2 separate regions of the Homo sapiens genome follow, and region 2 is linked to region 1. A link is an interaction called in ENCODE POLR2A ChIA-PET data of the cell type or tissue named here. Cell type or tissue: GM12878. All regions are shown on one strand.

Region 1 (2,500 bases):
CTCCTGCAATCTAATTGGGTTTCAGCCGGCTGTTGCTGCTTCTATCCTGGGATACCTTCTTCCTTCTAGGTTTTCTTCTTCCTCACTGCCCAAGGACGGGGTAATACAGACTGAACGTGTCTGTGTCCGCTGGTAGTTGTTCACGCGTTGGGAAGTTAGATGAAACATGTTAAAACTCTAGGCTGGTTTTTACCTTTTGCGCCGCACTCTTCAAGTGTGTCTTACGTTGCGTATGAGGTTGAAAAACTATTGAGAGATTCAGCCGTTCAACTATGTAGATGAATAGATGAATTAAATATATATATATATATATATATAAAACCTGGTAGGAGTGAGCTTCCACAGGGAAGCCTAAAATGCTTACAAAGCCAAAAGCCAACACAGTGATTGTCAGGAAGGTGGGGCCACACACAGAAGGCTGAGCGCAGTTACTTAAGTTGTTTAGTTAATCATAGCCTTTCTCTGTGGCATAAATAATGGAAGTCTGCCATTGTGTTAATACAGCCCCCAGATCAGTTCTGATGTCACTTGCGTAGGTCATTTACTAGAAGAAGGTACTGGGTCACCACCAGTTAGGGTAGTCATGGGTCAGGAAATGGGATAATGTAGGGAGGGTAAATTTAAGTGCCTGGCTCATGAGGAACTTCTGTGCTTAACTCCAAAGCTGATACACTGAATCAGCAAAGCTTTTATCCAAATATAAAAAAGTAAATTATTCTAGGGTGCTTAATTTTTGCATGTGTTTAATGCCATGGGTGGCATTGTGTTGACAGGTAAACTAGATTTGCTTCTATTCCTTTTTACCCAGTTGACCTTGCAAGCAGTCTTTCTTGCCCCCTGGGAATTTAGCATTTCCACCTGCAGGAGAGAAGATTCAAGAGAGTGTCATTTAAGCCTTTTGCCCCTCTGGACACTAGAAGGCAGATGGCGAAATGAGCTTGCTTGCCTGTGTGTGGTGCTGCATTCATTTGCGAGTTCCTTGCTTTCCTTTAATGAGATGCTGGCTGCTCTACACAAGTGGAGGTTTGGCGACAGCAAGGGTTCCTATGTGGATTTACTTTTTCTAAAGCAGATTTTGGCTTGGCTTAAAGAACAAAATCATTTTTTTTATACACTTTGTTTCACTTGCCATAGCTTTGGTTCTTTGATGACTATGCAAATGAAGTCTCTTAATGACCCCTAGCTTGTTAAGGTGTTACTTGGGTGGTACCAGGCCCTCATTTCAGGGCGGGGGGGTGGAGGGTGGCCAGTCCTCTTGGCTTTGTTCTGTATCTGAGCTGCACCTGGGGATTGTTAGCAGCTTACAGATATTATCCCCTCACACAGAATGAAGTGGCCAACCACGAATTGGGTGCAAGCCTCTTTAGTGGAGCTGAGAAAAATACTGCCTCATGTTTCAGGCAGTTGGCAGGGGTGAGGCATGTTACTCTCTTTTTGTGTAAGATTGTTAGCCAAGTCTGAAGCCCCTCCAGCTTCACAGATCCTTTTCATTTTGTCTAGTTTGGAGGAATTTTACACTGAAGAGCAAGGAGGTGGTAGACAGCTGTCATAATCAATGACCTGTCAACACCAAGACACTCCACTGTCTTATCAAAGTAGGGTTCTGCACAGGCTGTGGGGTTGATCTGAGCTTGCTGGTGGTCACTGTGGTCTCTGGGGTCTGTCCTGATGCTCTCTGTTTGTACAGAGATTCTGATTTTTTTTTGGAGGCAGGTGTTAGCTGCAATTGTCTAGATTCACTTCTTATTCCTCTGTACCTTGGTCTTTTAGGAGAATGATTGGTGTTATTATCTAGTTAATATTTGAGAGCCCAGACTGTGCGAAAGGCTGGCAGTGCATAATAAACACCATTTATCAAAATTCAGGGAAATTGCCAGAGTTCATTAATGTTTTAATAATATTTGGTATTAGCATAATGTCTCTGCCAGCTCTTTTGTTATCTTCATTCCCTGGTGAGGTTCGATAGAGACTGGTTTGTGTCCCCATTGAACAGATGCAGAAAAGGGGGTATGCAGATGCTGGAGAAGGCAGGAAAGAAACAAGCCGTCACCTAACCTACAGACCAAGTGGTCGGTACCATGGCATGATTTTTACGGTAGTTAATCATTTACTAATCATCTTCTCAGGGCCAGGAACTTCACATAGACTTTTGAGGAGGTATTGCTTTCCCATTACATAGATGAAGATATTGAAATTTAGTGGGGTGAAGAAAGTGGATATCCAGGGTCACAAAGCTAATAGATGGTAGAGATGCTACTGAAACTCAGGTCAGCCTTACTCTAAAACATGTTCCTCTTCTCCTACTTGAGACTATTAAGAATAGATGCATAAAATCCAGAGGAAAGGCTTTGTTTTAAAAAATCACTTCTTTCAGGATTTTGTTTCGATTTTAGCTATAAGTTTTAGCGTAATATAAGTAGATTTCTGGAACAGTCTGAGTTCAAGTATTCTATAATAAGATCTCCTATTTGAATTTTTGATTGAGAAAATCATAGTAATT
Region 2 (2,500 bases), 66 kb after region 1:
GGTATACAGTCTGTCCACATCTCTGTTACTCTGCTGGAGCTTGCTGTCTAGATTCTACTAGGAGCTATCACCCAGGTTCTTTCCTTCAGTGTAGAGTCTGTCTCCTGGGAGATCAGAAGTCCCAGCTTAGTCTTTTCTTAGTGGAACCCCAGAAAATTGTTCTATGGGCCGGGCGCGGTGGCTCATGCCTGTAATCCTGGCACTTTGGGAGGCCGAGGCGGGTGGATCATAAGGTCAGGAGTTCAAGACCAGCCTGGCCAACATGGTGAAACCCCCTCTCTACTGAAAATGCAAAAAATTAGCCTGGTGTGGTGGCACGCGCCAGTAGTCCCAGCTACTCAGGAAGCTGAGGCAGGAGAATTGCTTGAATCCAGCAGGCAAAGGTTGCCGTGAGCCAAGATCGCACCACTGCACTCCGGCCTGGGTGACAGAGTGAGACTGTCTCGAAAAAAAAAAAAAAAGAAAATTTTTATATGACATGTTTCTGTCTCTGACAGTTTATTCACTCAGCAAACATTTATGAGGCTCTTCTGTGCCAGGAGTTGTTCTAGGTCCTTGGGACATATGAGTGAGCAATATATAATATAGAAAAGGACTTTTGCTGTCTTTATACTATTCTGCCAGGGCAAACAGAATAATAAGCAATAGACATAAATAAATATAGTTTTTTTTATTTAATAGAATAAGTGTCATGAAAAAAGGTTGAAGTAGAGCAAAGTAAAAAGGGATATAAAGTGGTTGAAATATTAAATAAAGTAAGACGGTGACAGCCGAGTGTGGTGTCTCACGCCAGTAATTCCAGCACTCTGGGAGGCCGAGGCAGGTAGATCACGAAGTCAGGAGTTCAAGACCAGCCTGACCAACATGGTGAAACCCTGTCTCTACTAAAAATACAAAAATTAGCTGGGCGTGGTGGCACATGCCTGTAATCCCAGCTACTCAGGAAGCTGAGGCAGGAGAATCGCTTGAACCCGGGAGGCGGAGGTTGCAGTGAGCCGAGATCGCGCCACTGCACGCCAGCCTGGGCAACAGAGCGAGACTCCACCCCCACCCCCCGCCCCCCCCCCAAAAAAAGAGACGTGAAAAACTTGCACTTGAAGATGGTTAACGAATTAGCCATGAGAGCTTTGGAGGAAGAGTCTCACAGTACAGAATTCGGAAGGTTCGAGTAACAGGCTGGGAGGCAAGTGTGAGCATGGGAGCACGGAGTGGTGGGAAGCCAGCTTGTCACTCCAGTGGCCAGAGGATCGTGGTTTGTCCTCATAGTGGAATGCCAGCCATTTCAGGACTGAGCAGGGGGCTGCCCCATTGAGAATCTCATAACAAAACTGAATCTGTGATATGTTAAGCACAATTAGAATAGACAGATGAGCCCAAGAAATAAAAAGTTCCTGTGGTGGGTCCAGAACTTGGGGAATTCCAGGGTTACGCTGTCAAGTTCCCAGGGGCCCTCTGAATTCATTTGTTTTCTTTTCTTCTCTTCGGTCCATCAGAACCCCAAGGGGAAGCGAGCACTTTCCATAGTGGAAGCTTAGCCATGCCTGGTTTTGCTGGATGGGTTTTTCTGCTGCTGGCTGTACATGACCAGGTCTGGGGTCTTATTTGTTCTAGGAAGATTTAGAAATTAGTACTTAATCATTTGCCTACCTTGTGTATATACTTTGAAAAGTAGAGATACATGTGTATAACACGTAGATTCTGGATGCTGGTGTATAAAACTCTGACGGGTTGGTTTACTTCATTTCACAAGGTTTTATTCACGTTAGAAATATGACCAGTAGTATACTGTTAGTCTGCGAAATAGTGGGTCTATTATACAATCCCAATTTATCTTTGTTGGGAATAGGAAATGGGTCATGCAATAGTCAGATTATCTCCCATATGAATGGGTGGCTTCTTGTGGCATGCATCTATAGTAGTACAGTTTAAAAGTACTGATGTCTTTTATTTTATCTGGCTTGATTTGGAGCCTTACCTGGGCCAGAGTTTTTTGAAGATGTCCCCAGAGTTTAAAATTTATGTTATATTTGTTGTACTCCTTTCTTCCCTCCCCATTAGAGATTTGTGGGATAGCTTTTTGGCAAAATGTCAGTGCAAATGTTTGTAGAAGTGGGTGAATGAATTAAAAAGCAGAGTAGGCATTTAACTGGCAGGCTGAAAGAAAAATGTCAGTTTCCGTGGGTTAAGCAGGATCTTTGCAGCATATTTAGCACTTGACTTCTTCCAGATTTGCCTACATGAAGTAACCTCTCTGTTTTCACACATGAAATATTTAAATAACTTTAAAATATGTGTGTAATGCCGGGTATGTGACCAGATGGAAGAACACTTCTTGGCCGAAAATGTAAACAAGCTGCCACCAATGTTAATGTTACAGCTGTAGACATAAATGTATTTTGGTTGGTTTCATTTTATTTTTGAGCATGTACAGTTCATCAAAGTTAAGCCCAAATTGAATTCTGTTTGAATGTTTTTTTGATGGTCCTTCATATTTATATTG

The links. Peaks named below come from ENCODE experiments on the same cell type or tissue, not always from the same donor. Only the 100,000 strongest peaks of a DNase experiment are listed, where the experiment ranks them.
Region 2: POLR2A ChIA-PET joins it to region 1 with 32 read pairs; 8 of 35 experiments call an interaction of 5 or more read pairs at or near these places.

What each region holds. Positions count from the first base shown.
Region 1 is chr3:192,913,917-192,916,416 of GRCh38, reverse strand. All of the region lies in intron 1 of MB21D2 (Mab-21 domain containing 2), which reads left to right. Among named protein-coding and RNA genes, the nearest start is that of MB21D2, 2.7 kb to the left of the region's middle. RefSeq lists an enhancer at 1,223-1,723. In GM12878, a CTCF peak has its summit at 935; a DNase peak (open chromatin) is centred at 961; H3K4me3 peaks cover 2,264 bases; H3K27ac peaks cover 1,876 bases.
Region 2 is chr3:192,847,884-192,850,383 of GRCh38, reverse strand. All of the region lies in intron 1 of MB21D2 (Mab-21 domain containing 2), which reads left to right. Among named protein-coding and RNA genes, the nearest start is that of MB21D2, 69 kb to the left of the region's middle. In GM12878, no CTCF peak of the experiment used is centred here; a DNase peak (open chromatin) is centred at 1,277; H3K4me3 peaks cover 1,407 bases; H3K27ac peaks cover 2,429 bases.